Regions from separate parts of the Homo sapiens genome. Here region 2 is linked to region 1. Evidence: chromatin loops called from intact Hi-C (ENCODE). Cell type or tissue: CD14-positive monocyte. All regions are shown on one strand. Each heading gives the region's core, and the rest is flanking DNA. Links, peaks and the distances in the headings are about the cores only.

What was found. A loop is a pair of places that touch in the nucleus more often than their neighbours do. Peaks named below come from ENCODE experiments on the same cell type or tissue, not always from the same donor. Only the 100,000 strongest peaks of a DNase experiment are listed, where the experiment ranks them.
Region 2: a loop joins it to region 1, with 4 times the contacts of the local background. A loop is called at or near these places in 13 of 110 quality-filtered maps.

Annotation. Positions count from the first base shown.
Region 1 is chr1:30,828,145-30,832,528 of GRCh38, forward strand. All of the region lies in intron 2 of LINC01778 (long intergenic non-protein coding RNA 1778), which reads left to right. Among named protein-coding and RNA genes, the nearest start is that of LINC01778, 5.7 kb to the left of the region's middle. In CD14-positive monocyte, for the core only: no CTCF peak of the experiment used is centred there; a DNase peak (open chromatin) is centred at 2,677; H3K27me3 peaks cover 1,172 bases.
Region 2 is chr1:30,898,298-30,902,681 of GRCh38, forward strand. All of the region lies in intron 1 of SDC3 (syndecan 3), which reads right to left. Among named protein-coding and RNA genes, the nearest start is that of SDC3, 8.3 kb to the right of the region's middle. In CD14-positive monocyte, for the core only: no CTCF peak of the experiment used is centred there; no DNase peak of the experiment used is centred there; H3K27me3 peaks cover 939 bases.

The sequences.
Region 1 (4,384 bases), core at 178-4,177:
CCTACAGCCTTTTCCAGCCTTTGATGGAGGAAGGGCAGTGTCCCTCAGCACTGGAAGAGATGCCATCCTTTATAGCAAAAAAATGGATTGTTCTACATCTTCAAGAGGTTCTATTTCTAGCTCTAGAAAACACTATGACTGTTGATCAGCAAAAAATTTTGCTGTATCTGGCTCTGGAAATATCTCTGTCCTTGGCTCTGGAAAATGTTCCAGAGACATTTATAGTCCCACAACATTGTTGGCTCTAGGGAAAACTCCATGGCTCCAGAGGACTTTCTGCTCCTAGTTTTGGAATTCTGCAACCTGTTTCTGGAAGACCCTTCCTCACCGGTTTTGCACTGTCCTGCCCTCCTGGCTCCAGATTATCCAATCCCATTTCTGGAGGACACTCTGACTGTGAAGCCAAAGAACTCTCTATACATGGCTCTGGAGGGCTGATTCTCTGTAAAGATGGAGAACCACTTGACTGGCCTGGAAGACTGACTGTCCATACTCTTCTTCCAAGATCTGGACTTGACATCCCTGGCCCAAAAAGATTGACTATATAGGGACCTGAAGGGCCTCTCTAGCTGACATGCTGTAATATCATATTTCACAAGTGCTGTCTTGACCCAGTTTTGAGATCCTGGCTAAAACCTCTCAATTCCTCCTTGTGGGCACTTTGCTCAGCCTACACCTTAACCCCTCCAAACTCTAGGCATGGAGCTGTCTGTGCCCCTGGATCTAGACAACTCTTTGGAATAACCTTCATTCCTGGCTTCTGGAGTAGGAGGGGGAAATTTGGATAGATTGGAGGGATGGGAAGGTAAGAGGAAGCACGGAATGGTTGCTGTGGCATCTGTTCTGATCAGCAACCTGAGCTGGATTTAAGTTCCATGGTCACAGGTTAGCGGCCACAATTGTTCAAATTTCATTTACATGAGCAGCCTGATGAGGTTCTGGGTTCAACAGGAAGAACTAATTTTGGTTCTGCAGTGCATGAGGCCTAGAGTGGGGGAAATGGAAGCTGTTCTCCCCATAGCTGTTGACCCCAGCAAGGTTCATGGAGTCTGAAGGTGAGGCATACTGGCCAAGATGTGCAGCATGATGGGCCCCGGCCAAGCCACTTTATGGCCAAAAACATGGACAAGCGGAGCCAGGGCAGAAAAGAGGGCACATGACAAAATTCCCATGAGGTCTGCAGTCAGGGCCATTCAAAGGCCTTTCTTACCGTGCCAAACACCCATACCCCATTCCTGGCCTTCTACATTCCTCCTGGAATCACCAGCCCTAGAAGTTTAAAAATTGCATCTCCCGGCCAGGCACAGTGGCTCACACCTGTAATCCCAGCATTTTGGGAGGCCGAGGCAGGCAGATCACGAGGTCAGGAGTTCGAGACCAGCCTGACCAAAATGGTGAAACCCCACCTCTACTAAAAATACAAAACTTAGCCGGCCATGGTGGTGCATCCCTATAATCCCAGCTACTCGGGAGGCTGAGGCAGGAGAATCGCTTGAACCCGGGAGGCAGAGGTTGCAGTGAGCCGAGATCGCACTACTGCACTCCAGCCCGGGTGACAGAGTGAGAGTCTGTCTCAAAAATAAAAAAAAATTACATTTCCCAGATATCCTTCGAGTTGGATTTCGACTGGGTTCTGCCAGTGGGATGTATCCATGCGAGATTCTGGAACTAACATCAGAGAGAGTCCAAGCTTCTAACTTTTATCAGCGGCAGTGACAATAGTCAAGCAGCATTGATGGTGAGTACAGGCTTGTGAGCCCAAAATGACATCACATTTCTTTTTCACTCCACTGGTCCTTCCAACGTTTCTATAACCAATTCCCTAAATTAAATCACTTTGTCTGATGTACCTAGAGTGGTTTCTGTTTACCTGACACTTATCGAAGATTTATGAGTGCCTACTGTGTTCTAAGATGTTCTAAGAACTAGGACTGTGAGACTGAACAAGAGTGGAATAGTGGATGGGGTCAGAGAGATTGGCAGAAGCAAAGCCATACAGGACCTTTTAAGCCATAGGAAGAAGTTTGGGTTTCAGTCTGATTTCAATGCTAAGAGCCTCTTATTCAGGGAAGGGAAGGATGTGATTTATGACTTGGGCTCTATGACAGATGAAGTCTAGCAGGCTGTAATAGAAAGGAGGGAGAGAGGGGGCTATTTGAAGACTTCAAGCTGGAGATGACAGACTGAAGCTGGTGGGGAGGGGTTTACTGTTATAACATTAGGGTCTGATGATGGTAGGACGGACACACTGACCTCTGATGAGATGAAAAGCAGAACTCTATTACTTACAGCATCAAGTGGGAGAAAGTTGCCATGCGGGGCCGTGTCCCTACATGCAACCCCCTGGTTGCACCCAGGACAGGGGAACAGCAAGCTGGAATGTAGGAGGCAGCTTCTCTATGGCAAGTGGAGTGGGGTTAGCAGGTGTAGGGGCTTCCTGTGGGTTGGGAATTTTGAGTGATTTCACAGACCCAAGGAAGAAGTATTCATCCCTTGATGTTTAGCAAATAATTCCTGGAAGTTGTGTGTATTGTTGTGACCCAAGAGTGTTAGAGCCCAGTAAGGAAAGGGGTTGGGGTGCAGGCTGAGCAAAGTGCCCGCAAAGAGGAATTGAGAGTTTTTCGCCAAGATCTCAAAATTGGGTCAAGAGAGCCCTTGTGAAATATGGTATAACAGCGTGCTAGCTAGAGAGCTGTGGGCGTGATCAGGATCTGCTTTAGAGGTAGAGCTGACGGGACTTCCAATGGACTGGACGTGAGAGAAAGAGGAATCTTGACCATGGACTTCCAGAATCAGAGGGCTCTGATTTTGAAACCATGCTTCTCATCAGATACAAATAAAGATGTTTGATAACTTTTTTTTTTTTTTTTTGAGACGGACTCTCACTCTGTTACCAGGCTGGAGTGCAGTGGCGGCATCTCGGCTCACTGCAACCTCCACCTGCCAGGTTCAAGCAATTCTCCTGCCTCAGCCTCCCGAGTAGCTGGGACTACAGGCACAAGCCACACACCCAGCTAATTTTTGTATTTTTAGCACAGACGGGGTTTCACTATGTTGGCCAGGATGGTCTCGATCTCTTGACCTCGTGATCCGCCCCCCTCGGCCTCCCAAAGTACTAAGATTACAGGTGCGAGCCACTGCGCCGGGCCGTTTGATAATCTTTTAAAAACTTATTCAAATAAATGAAGGGCTAACAAGATAGTAAGAAATAACCAGGGCTAGCTGGAAGGAAATATATAAGAACCCAGAGAGGAAAACGATCATAGAAGCCACTTTTGCCCTGAGAACACTGACCAAGAATAATGAAGAACAGGCACAAACAATATCAAAAATAAAGGGTGGGTGCATCACCACCGATGCTATAGACATCAAAAAGAAGAGAATGTGGGCCGGGTGCGGTGGCTCACGCCTGTAATCCCAGCACTTTGGGAGGCCGAGGCGGGCAGATCACGAGGTCAGGTGATCGAGACCACGGTGAAATCCCGTCTCTACTAAAAATAGAAAAAATTAGCCGGGCGTGCTGGCGGGCGCCTGTAGTCCCAGCTACTCGGGAGGCTGAGGCAGGAGAATGGCGTGAACCCGGGAGGCGGAGCTTGCAGTGAGCCGCGATTGCGCCACTGGACTCCAGCCTGGACAACAGAGCGAGACTCCGTCTCAAAAAAAAAAAAAAAAAGAGAAGAGAATGTGATGAAAAACTGCATGCCAATACATTTGAAATTTTAAATCAAATAGGTAAATCCTGAGAAAAATATAGCTTACTAATACTGACTCAAGGTAAAAAGAAAAAAAAATGCTACAACCACTTTGGAAAAGAGCTTGGCTTTTTCTAGGAAAGCTGAAAACTTTCTGTGACCAGCAATTATAGTCCTACGTATATACCTTAAACAAATTCATGCATATGTGTAATCATTAAAATGTGTAGGACTACTTTTAGAAGTACAGAAGCACTGTTAATAATAGCTGGGGCTGGACACAGTGGGCCGGGTGCGGTGGCTCACGCCTGTAATCCCAGCACTTTTGGAGGCCAAGGCAGGCGGATCACAAGGTAAGGCGTTCAAGCCTGGCCAACATGGTGAAACCCTGTCTCTACTAAAAATACAAAAATTAGTTGGGCGTGGTGGCGGGTGCCTGTAATCCCAGCTACTTAGGAGGCTGAGGCAGGAGAATCGCTTGAACCTGGGAGACGGAGGTTGCAGTGAGCCAAGATCGCACCATTGCACTCCAGCCAGGGCAACAGAGTGAGACTCCGTCTCAAAATAATAATAATAATAATAGCTAGAAATTGGAACAACATAAATATTCATTAAGAGTAGAATGTGGCATATATAGTATAGTGAAATAATATGTAACAATTGAAATGTATGAACTACAGCTATACATAACA
Region 2 (4,384 bases), core at 204-4,203, 70 kb after region 1:
CATCTGTCAAGGCCTGGTACAAAGGACGCCTCCTCCATGAAGTCTTCCTAGTCTTCAGGGTCTAAATCAACCTCTCATTACCCCACAGAATTGAGAGCTTCCTAATGTCAGGGACCAAGCTGAGCCCCCTGGGGGTCCCTAGTGCTCGGCTGAGACCAGACACAGAGGGTCCATCAGTAAACAGTAGCACAGTGGGGATAAGGATCCAGGTACTGGACTCCCTGCCCAGCCCCCAGCTAGCTTGGAACTGATGATCATGTTCCAGGGTTCAGGGAGGGTGGTGGTGCCCAGCGTGATGGGCAAGGAAAGAGATGCCTCCTACCCTGGCCCAAGAGGAACCAGAGACAAGCCACGTGAAGGGAGCAGGCCTCCCCTCCCCACCCAGGCCAGCCGTCCTGCCTGCCCTTCCCCACTAAGCCAACTCTAGGTCAGGCCCTGTCTCTGGCCTCAGGTCTTTCTGATAGTTCCTCAAATCTGAAGACTACAAGGGCCCCTGGGTCACCATTCACTCTTCCCATTTAACAGACGTGGAAGTGGAGGCCCAGAGAGGGAACAGGCTGCCTGCTACCACTTGACAAGCTAGTGGCAAATTCACCTCTGAGACACAACCACCTTGGGGAATGTATAATAATTAAAAGTCATCACCCAGCAGCAGGTTCCTTTTAACCATCTGCACCTCCCACCACTCCTCACCACCACCTAACGGGTCAGGGATCACTGGATCTGTCTGACAGAAGAGGAGACTAAGGCTGAGTCAAGAGTCACTTAGCCAAATCCACCCACTTCTTCGTTTCGTTGTTGTTGTTTGAGATGGAGTCTCGCTCTGTTGCCCAGGCTGGAGTGCAGTGGCACAATCTCAGTTCACTGCAACCTCCACCTCCCAGGATCAAGCAATTCTCCTGCCTCAGCCTCTGGAGTAGCTGGGATTACAGGTGTGCACCACCATGCCCAGCTAATTTTTGTATTTTTAGTAGAGATGGGGTTTCACCATGTTGGTCAGGCTGGTCTCGAACTCCTGACCTTGTGATCTGCTCGCCTCGGCCTCCCAAAGTGTTGGGATTACAGGCATGAGTCACCAAGCCTGCCTTGTTGTTTTTGAGACAGTCGCGCTCTGTCACCCAGGCGAGAGTGCAGTGATGCGATCTCGGCTCACTGCAACCTCCGCCTCCCGGGTTCAAGCAATTCTCTGCCTCAGCCACCCAAGAAGCTGGGATTACAGGCACCTGCCACCGCCTGGCTAATTTTTGTGTCTTTAGTAGAGATGGAGTTTCACCATCTTGGCCAGGTGGGTCTTGAACTCCTGACCTCATGATCCACCCGCCTTGGCCTCCCAAAGTGCTGGGATTACAGGCGTGAGCTACCTCGCCCAGCCAAAATCCACCCACTTCTAATGGCAGAGCTGGGGCTCAGCCTGTCAGGGAGGAGGGGTAGGGCTTCCTCCCTGCTTCTCTTCAATTCCCCCCTCGAGACCTCACAAAAGCACATGCACCTGCCACCAGTAAACCTGCCTGAAGCAAGACATGGCCAGACAAGACATAGGACACACACGACACAACTGAACACTGACAGCCCCCTTGCACAGGGCTTCATATACAGCAGGTGCTTAGTAAATGTCTGCTGAGTGAGCAACGCAGTCAATCAAGACAGGCGCCCATGCAGGAGCCCACACGTCTGCCTGATGCCCTTGTGTGGGGAAAAGAAAGAGATCAAAATGGAGTTTCTTATGTCTTCCTTTTCTACATAGACACAGTAACAGTCTGATCGCCCTTTCTTTTCCCCACGCTCTTGAACGAGCATCTCCATAAGCACCCAGGCTCCAGGCTCAGAGTCCTGCTAACTGCCCCACTGTGGGCACATTGCTCAACCTCTCAGGGCCTCTGTGCCCCCATCTGTAAAATGGGGTAACCATGCCTGCCTCACAGGGCCATAGTGAGGACCCACTGAGATAAAGCATGTTAAGCACTTAGAACCACACCTAGCACATGACATGCAGCAGTAAGTATTGGCCGTTATCTTTCTCATCATCTTCCTCGTCATCATCTGTGCTTGTGTCTGTCTCCCTGACACAGGGAGCATCTTGAAGGCAGGAACCAGGTAAGATGCAGCTGCAGACACCCCCCAACAATGGCATCCAGGCCTTGAGGAGGGGGCATTAAGCAAGGGGTGGATGACAGAGGGTAAAGACTGACACAGGCACCTATACCCCAACTGTGGGCCTGGACAGGGAATAGTGTATGGCTTCTGTCAGGTAAAAATGCCCTTCCCCTGCTCCCAAAACAACAGTCCACCTCCCCCCAGCTCTCCAGGAGCCTTGCCTACTCAGGCCCTGCATCCCCCACGGAGCACCCCCAAGCCCCAGCCCAGGGAGGGGGACAGGTCTAATGAGCCGCCCACAGCCCCCTGGTGCCCGCAATCGAATTGGCAATCAGTTTGCTGCAATTAGATTTCCCAGATCCCGCTGGTGATTGATTCTAAATTACCCTCATTAAAGTCTGGGCTGGCAGGCAGGGATGGGGGAGGGCAGGATGGATGGGGGGGTCCTAGCTGGCAGTGCAGGGGGTACAGGAATCTCTAGGGTCGCCTGGGCCAAGGCTAACCCCAGGGTGAAGCAGCACCAGACAGCACCCTGGAAGCCCATGGCCCATCCAAAAGCAGGATGAAGGCCCAAGTCAGTGTTATCCCCAGTCCCAGCTGCACCCCCAGAAAACCCTGGCTAAGTAGGGGATGTGACGACAAGATCAGATGGGGCTCCAGGGTAGGAGAAGGGGCAAATGAACACCAGGCTCCACCAGCTCCTGGCTGTGTGTGCTTTGGCAGGTGGCCTAACATCTCTGAGCCTTCCTCTAAATAAGGGGAATCCCACCAGCCCCTCAAGAGTGGTGGGAGGCTCAGTGGGACCATCTAAGGCTGGAGAGCCAGCCCCAATCCATTGGCAAGGCCCCAGGCTGTGGCTGGGCCATCAGCTGTGGGATGTCAGGCTGTAGGGCTGGCCATCTCTCTAGGACTCTCCACCCCTGAGATCCTGCGTAAACATCAATAGTCACCTACTCTGGGCCAGGGCCCATGTGACAGACAGAACACAGCCGAGATGCTCCCTGGCTGGGAGGAAAATGGAAAGCACCCAGTCTCACCAAGTCCTGGGCTCAAGCTGCAAATAACAAGGCCTCTCTGGAGTTCCAGGAGTGGAAGGGCCTGAAGAGTCATCATGCAGGATGGACTGCAGGCTGCTCAACAGCTCTGGAGAACCAGCCCCCAGAAACTCAGCACCACGGACCCTAGAATGTGCTTCCTCTCATCTGGCTTAAGTCCTGCTGGCTCCAACTGGGAGTCCGGCCCTTGGTCTCCTTCTAAGGGTACCCCCACCCCCAGAGTTCTCCTTCAGGCCATCCATGATTATTCAAACTTAGTTCCCCCTCTCTCCAAAAGAAAACCCTGCTCCTCACCCCCAAGCAGTAGTTCTTCAGTAAGACCCAGAGAGGGACAGAAAAAGAACAAAAACCAAGGCAGGTGAATGGAAAAAAAACAAGATTTGCAGGAGCAGCCCGCTCCTTATTTACTTTAGTACTTTATTTACTTTATTACTTTATATTACTAATTCTCAAGCAACCCTGAGGTCCCATTTTAAAGAAGAGGAGACTGCGGGTTCAGAGAGGTTAGGTGAACTCACCAAGGTCACACAGCAGGAATGTGACAAAGCCAGGATTTCAACCCTGAATCAGCTGGCTCCAGGATCCCTACTCCTTCGATGACTTCAAGCTGCCCCCTCAGGCTTGGGACACCCCAAAACAGACATAGCACCAAGGCCAGGGGTGGGGAGAAGGCAGGCCTCAGCCAGCTGGGGCAACAGGGGTTGTAGAACCCTCTCCACCTGGTATAAAAGGCCAGCATAGGCGTTTCCTGCCCTCCACCCACAGCAGCCAGGTAAAAAAAGGGCCAGATCATTTGTTGGGGCCACCGCCACCCCCACTGCTGGGCCCTCAGCCATGGCCGCTCAGGCTCCCCCTGTAATCACGGCTTCCTGTTTGGCGCTGAGACTGGGCTTGGCCAGTGGGGGAGGGGAGTGGCTGCCCCTCTGGCCATGGCGGGAGGGGGGCCGGAAGTGAAGGCCACCAGGCCTCCTGGAATCTGGGGAGGCTGGGAGCCAAGGGGAGTGAGGGTGTGGGGGGTGCCATCAACAAATATTTACCAAGAGCCAGCCCGATGTTCCCAGGATGTGATGTTATGGAGGACAGAGGCCTGGAGGGGCCAGTGAGACAGGTCAGGAAGTCCAGGACCCTGCTCCCTGCTGGGACAGGGGTTTGGGGGGATGATGGGAGCAAGGGCCTGGGGCCTGGGCAGCTCCTGGCTCTGGCCACCCTGTCCCTTGAGACACAAAATCAAAGGG